2 separate regions of the Mus musculus genome follow, and region 2 is linked to region 1. A link is a loop called in an ENCODE intact Hi-C map of the cell type or tissue named here. Cell type or tissue: gastrocnemius. All regions are shown on one strand.

Region 1 (2,500 bases):
AGCCCTCGGCTCGAGTCGCGCGCAGGCTTCTGAGCACCGCGTCCACCTGGGGCAGGAGGCGGTGCAGGCGGCCAGCGGCCTCTCTGTTCTCCGAGCCCAGCAGCGCTAGGTATACGATGAGGCGCGAGCGCACGGCGGGCTCTCGGAAATCGGCCAGCGACCCTGGGTCCGAGAGGCCGTTGGCCTTCGCCTCCGAGTCGCGCAGGTAGTGGTAGTCCTTGCGCGCCAAGTCCTCCAGGCACGAGCCGAGAAAGCGCAGCTCCAGCGGGTTGCACAGGTCCAGCAGCCCGCACATGAACTCAAGGCGCTGCGCCGAGCCCAGCACCAGCCCGAACCACTCATACACCCGCTCCTGTTCGCGCAGCGCCGCCGCGTGCCCGCCGCCGCCCGGCATGCCCGCGCCCGCCGTCGGCCCGCTAGCAACAGGCGGCTCGAGCCCCCGGGGCGGCGACGGCGGCGGCGGGGGTCCCCGCGGCAGGCCCGTGGGCGGCGGCGGCGGGCGGCAGTCGCGGCGGCGGCGCAGCGGAGCCTTTGCGCCCGGCCGCGCGTCCGCCTCGGGCTCCTCCGCGTCGGGCGGCGGCTCGCTGGGGTGCGTCGACTTCGGTGGCAGCTTCATCCTCAGCATCCTCAGCTAAGGCGGTGCGGACATGCGAGCGAGGGAGCGGGGGCGGCGGGAGGAGCCGAGCGCCCGGGCGGCGGCACGGCCGTCAAGAACGTTGCCCCTCCATGCCGCCGGGGCGGGCCGGGGGCGGGTCTCGCCGACCGGGGACGGGGGGCGGTGGCCGGCCGGCAGCTTCGTCCCGGCGGGAGGCGGGGCGTGACCGCGACGGCTCCTCCCCTGGGCTCTGTGCCCGCTGGGGAGTCCGGTGCGGGAGGAGCAAGTCGACGAGCGCGTCCTCCTTCCGCCTTTCCGCGTCCGCACGGGGCTGGCGGTGACGGCCTGAGCCGTTCCCTCTCGAGCCGGCGCTGGCAGAGCGGCTTGGCGAGGAGGAGGAGGAGCAGCGGGGCTGGGCGGAGACGCTGGCGGGCTCCGCGCACCGCACTCCAGCCAATCAACGTTTAGATCTGGCGTGACGCGAGCTTCTCGTTTGCCCCCCCCTCCCCGCCGGGAGCCGCCCTCTCTGAGAAGCCACGCCCACCTCCTGCTATGCTGCAAGGCTCTGGCACATCCCGCGCGGTCCTAATGCTTGATGGGTTCCAGCAGACTGAGGACGTGGGTTTGGGACTTTCGGACCACGGCGAGGTGAGCTTGGCCCGGAGCGGCAGAAGTGGGCGAGGTTCGCGTGGGAGGAGGGACATCGACTTAGTTTTTCTTGAGAGATCTGACCGTGCCGTGGCTGCAGACCATCTTCGCGTCAGCCACCGCCCTGGATCACGCCAAGTGGGTTCCCAGCCCCTGCCGCCTCGTGAACTCCGCCAAAGTCAGCCACGGGAGATTACCATATTCTAAAACTTCACCTGGACCGTTGGTGTGAACGCTGGGACGAAGATCCAGGAGTTAGGTCGGGATGTAGAGTGGTTTTGGGCGGCGAGCGCCCTTGCTCAGGCTGGCTGCAAGGTGCTGCTTTGGGCCGGGTATCCGGCTGAGGGGACCCTGTTGCTGGGGGTGCTTGGCCTAATGGTTGCATCTGGCTTGCAAGGTTAAGTTTAAGGACGCCCTCCTGCCCCAAATCTATGGTTTGCGCAATCACTTATTGCCTACGTTTTAGTTCCTATCCGTGAACATTTGGAATTCTTGAGCTGGTGTGAATTTCCTGTAACTCTTTTAAACAATTTAATAAGTTACTGTCTTGTCAGGGTTTTAAGTTTTTAAGCGATATTACATTTTTAAGTTTTGTAGACACCGCCCTCCCTATGACTCTTTCAGTGATATGTATAGCCCAACCATAAAAATCAATTTAAAAACCAAACCAACCCAAGGGGCCATGATTGCTCTCAGAGCCATCAGGACCATCCTGTCTCATTTGTGCTGGAGCCTGACTGCCGGTCAAGAGTTCTTGGCATGCTGTTTGTCAGTCCATGATTGTAAATAAATATAAATCTTGTGCCCAGGGGCGGGGGAAACAGGATTATTATTATTATTATTATTATTATTATTATTATTATTATTTGAGGGTCCATAATAGTAGTTTCTTTGTGTGTTTGCTTTTTAAAATTTCCGACAGTTTTAAATAAAGAACTTATACCACATAACCAAAGTAGGAGCGTGAGAAAATTAAAAGCCACACTAACCCTCGTTGAGAGTGTTGGGACATCTACAGAGTGTATAGAATCGCCTTTATCTCACAAACTCTGCGGCTTTATCATTTAGGATAAGACTGAATTGAACCCTAAATCAGCTTCCGTGATAAAACCGAGAGATGGAGAATTACTCAGCACATTTTATATTGATAAAAGTAAGTGAAAGCTATTCTGACATGTAGTTTTCTCTTTCGTGTGCTTCTTGGGTATAGCTTAAACGAAGTAAGCCTCAGCTACTATCCTCGAGTCTACTGTTCCT
Region 2 (2,500 bases), 330 kb after region 1:
CCAGAGAGATAATGAAAGTACATAGAATTGTGAATGTTCTTGCCACAGTGCCTGGTAGCTGGTTGGCAGCAAATGTTAGTGTGGTCAGTGTCTTAGTTAGGGTTTCTATTCCTGCACAAACATCATGACCAAGAAGCAAGTTAGGGAGGAGAGGGTTTATTCGCCTTACACTTCCACATTGCTGTTTATCACCAAAGGAAGTCAGGACTGGAACTCAAGCAGGTCAGAAAGCAGGAGCTGATGCAGAGACCATGGAGGGATGTTCTTTACTGGCTTGCTTCCCCTGGCTTGCTCAGCCTGCTCTCTTATAGAACCCAAGACAAACAGCCCAGAGATCGTCCCACCCACAAGGGGCCTTCCCCCTTGATCATTAATTGAGAAAATGCCCCACAGCTGGATCTTATGGAGGCATTTCCTCAACTGAAGCTCTTTTCTCTGTGATAACTGCAGCCTATGTCAAGTTGACATACAAAACCAGCCAGTACAGTCAGTTAATCAATGAAATACTGGATACTGAGGACATTTGGCAGGTTTTTGAAACACGGGTATCAATGACTAGCAGAGCCTGTGAAAGTTATGTCAGTAGGGCAAAAAGAGGCAGCAGCATGAATTTAGGGACTGAATTTGAAAGCACAAATTAAAAATAGGTTTAAAAGGTTTGCCTTTGAGTCTTAAGTTGAAAGTAGAGTTTAGTGGCTGACCTACCATCTGGAGTGCTTCTAGTTCCTATCCTATAACTAAGGGCTTGTTTGTCTAACTGCAAGTTCTCAACAAATCAGCTGAACCATCTTCCCATAGGGTACTTTGCCTCTCAGTATCATGCTTGAATAGTTTTAATGCACACACTGGGATATTAAGAAATTCTGCCCTCTACTTATAATTTATTAATAGTTGTTGGAAAATGTCTTTCTTCTTTGGAAGACTGACCTAGGTCAAAGTCTTTAGGGCTGACATCTTACCTGAATAAGTAAGGATAGTCATTGAAGTTTGTCTCTTAACAATAAAAATAGAAAAGATAGGGTTTTTCTCCTAAATACTTAAATCATTTATATATTAAAATTATTTTAGAATTCCATAGTCCTAAATAACCACAAATAATATAAATGCAAAGTTTGTTTGATTTAGTGTTTGATATTTTCTAATACTTTGTTAGTTTTTAATTTATTGTGGTGTATATCTCACGGATATAAACTATATTTGTATAGGCAAATGCATAGGTGTGTTTTAAGTTTTAATAGTTATGCACTTTTTTGGAAGTTTTTGGAAGTTTCCAAACAACTATGTTAGTGAAGTTTTCTTTTTTAATAATTGTGAATAAGAAGTGATTACATTTATGAAAAAAAGTTATATTGCTGGAGAAAATGTGATAGTGTATGTGAATAGTCATACTTCAAATTACTGTAACTTCCTTCATATATAATAAATTACTTAATCATAAAACATTGGCGTTTGGGGGTTTATTTTGAAAGTATCTTTGAAGCTTAACACACCTTATCCAGGAAACCCAAAGAGAGAAGCAAGGCGACCTCTAGTGACTATTTCACATATTGCCATTGAAATGTAATCCTAGATTTGAGCAAACATGATCATTGCATAGTAATGTGATGGATGCGGATGATGACCTTTTCTGCTGTCTTTGAATTATAGTGAAATGACAAAGGCAGACATTAAATCATCAAAGTCAGTTATGAATAAACCCATAAATCTACCACTGAGCTAAATCCAAAGCTCCACAGATATTATTGTATTTAATCACATAGATGCTATTAGTAGTCAAAAATTGAAGACAAAAACTACATCAGTGTTTTCCAGTTTAGGATTTGTTAGTCAAGATTCATTTTAGGGAAAAATGTGGTAATGGGACATGATATATGGGAGGAGTTTGTTTTTAAGAGAATAATAATGTATGTTCAAGGAAAAGCGAATGCTGGGGCCCACAAGATGACTCCGTAGGTAAAGGCATTGCTGCTAAACCTGAAGACCAGTGTTTGGTCCCAGCATTGCCTTCTGATCTCCACATTTGTGCAATGACATGCATATGTTGCACACACAAAAGCACACATAGTTGCACATATATACACACAAGCATGCATACATGCACGAACAAACACAAAATGTAATAAAACATTTTTAAATGTTAATATCTATTTTTTAAAAAGTATACAAATGTGTTTGCCTCCATAAAAATAGAGATAAGATAAAATTTTTAAAGAAACTATTGACAAATATTTGCTTACGACAGTGGTTCCCAACCTTCCCAATGCTGTGACCCTTTAATATGTTGTAGTGACCCCAACCATAAAATTATTTTTGTTGCTACTTAATAATAACTAATTTTGCTACTGTTATGAATCATAATGTAAATACCTGTTTTCCAATTATTTTCAGTGACTCCTGTAAAAAGGTCGTCTTACCCCACAAAGAAATCATGACCCACAAGTTGAGAACTGCTGACTTAGAAGGTAATAGAATCCTGGCTAATTTTTTCTTTATCTCCATT

The links. A loop is a pair of places that touch in the nucleus more often than their neighbours do. Peaks named below come from ENCODE experiments on the same cell type or tissue, not always from the same donor. Only the 100,000 strongest peaks of a DNase experiment are listed, where the experiment ranks them.
Region 2: it touches region 1 in a loop (2.4-fold over the local background); 12 of 42 quality-filtered maps call a loop at or near these places.

The regions. Positions count from the first base shown.
Region 1 is chr1:105,988,915-105,991,414 of GRCm38, reverse strand. Zcchc2 (zinc finger, CCHC domain containing 2) reads right to left here and starts at 1,009. Exons shown (of 14, transcript NM_001122676.1): 1 at 1-1,009. The coding sequence starts at 625. Gm7160 (predicted gene 7160) reads left to right here and starts at 1,133. Exons shown (of 3, transcript NR_151625.1): 1 at 1,133-1,243; 2 at 2,312-2,396. In gastrocnemius, no CTCF peak of the experiment used is centred here; DNase peaks (open chromatin) are centred at 180 and 989; H3K4me3 peaks cover 2,500 bases; H3K27ac peaks cover 2,500 bases.
Region 2 is chr1:105,659,255-105,661,754 of GRCm38, reverse strand. It overlaps Pign (phosphatidylinositol glycan anchor biosynthesis, class N), which reads left to right. Exons shown (of 31, transcript NM_013784.3): 2 at 2,389-2,462. Among named protein-coding and RNA genes, the nearest start is that of Pign, 3.2 kb to the left of the region's middle. In gastrocnemius, a CTCF peak has its summit at 1,529; a DNase peak (open chromatin) is centred at 1,535.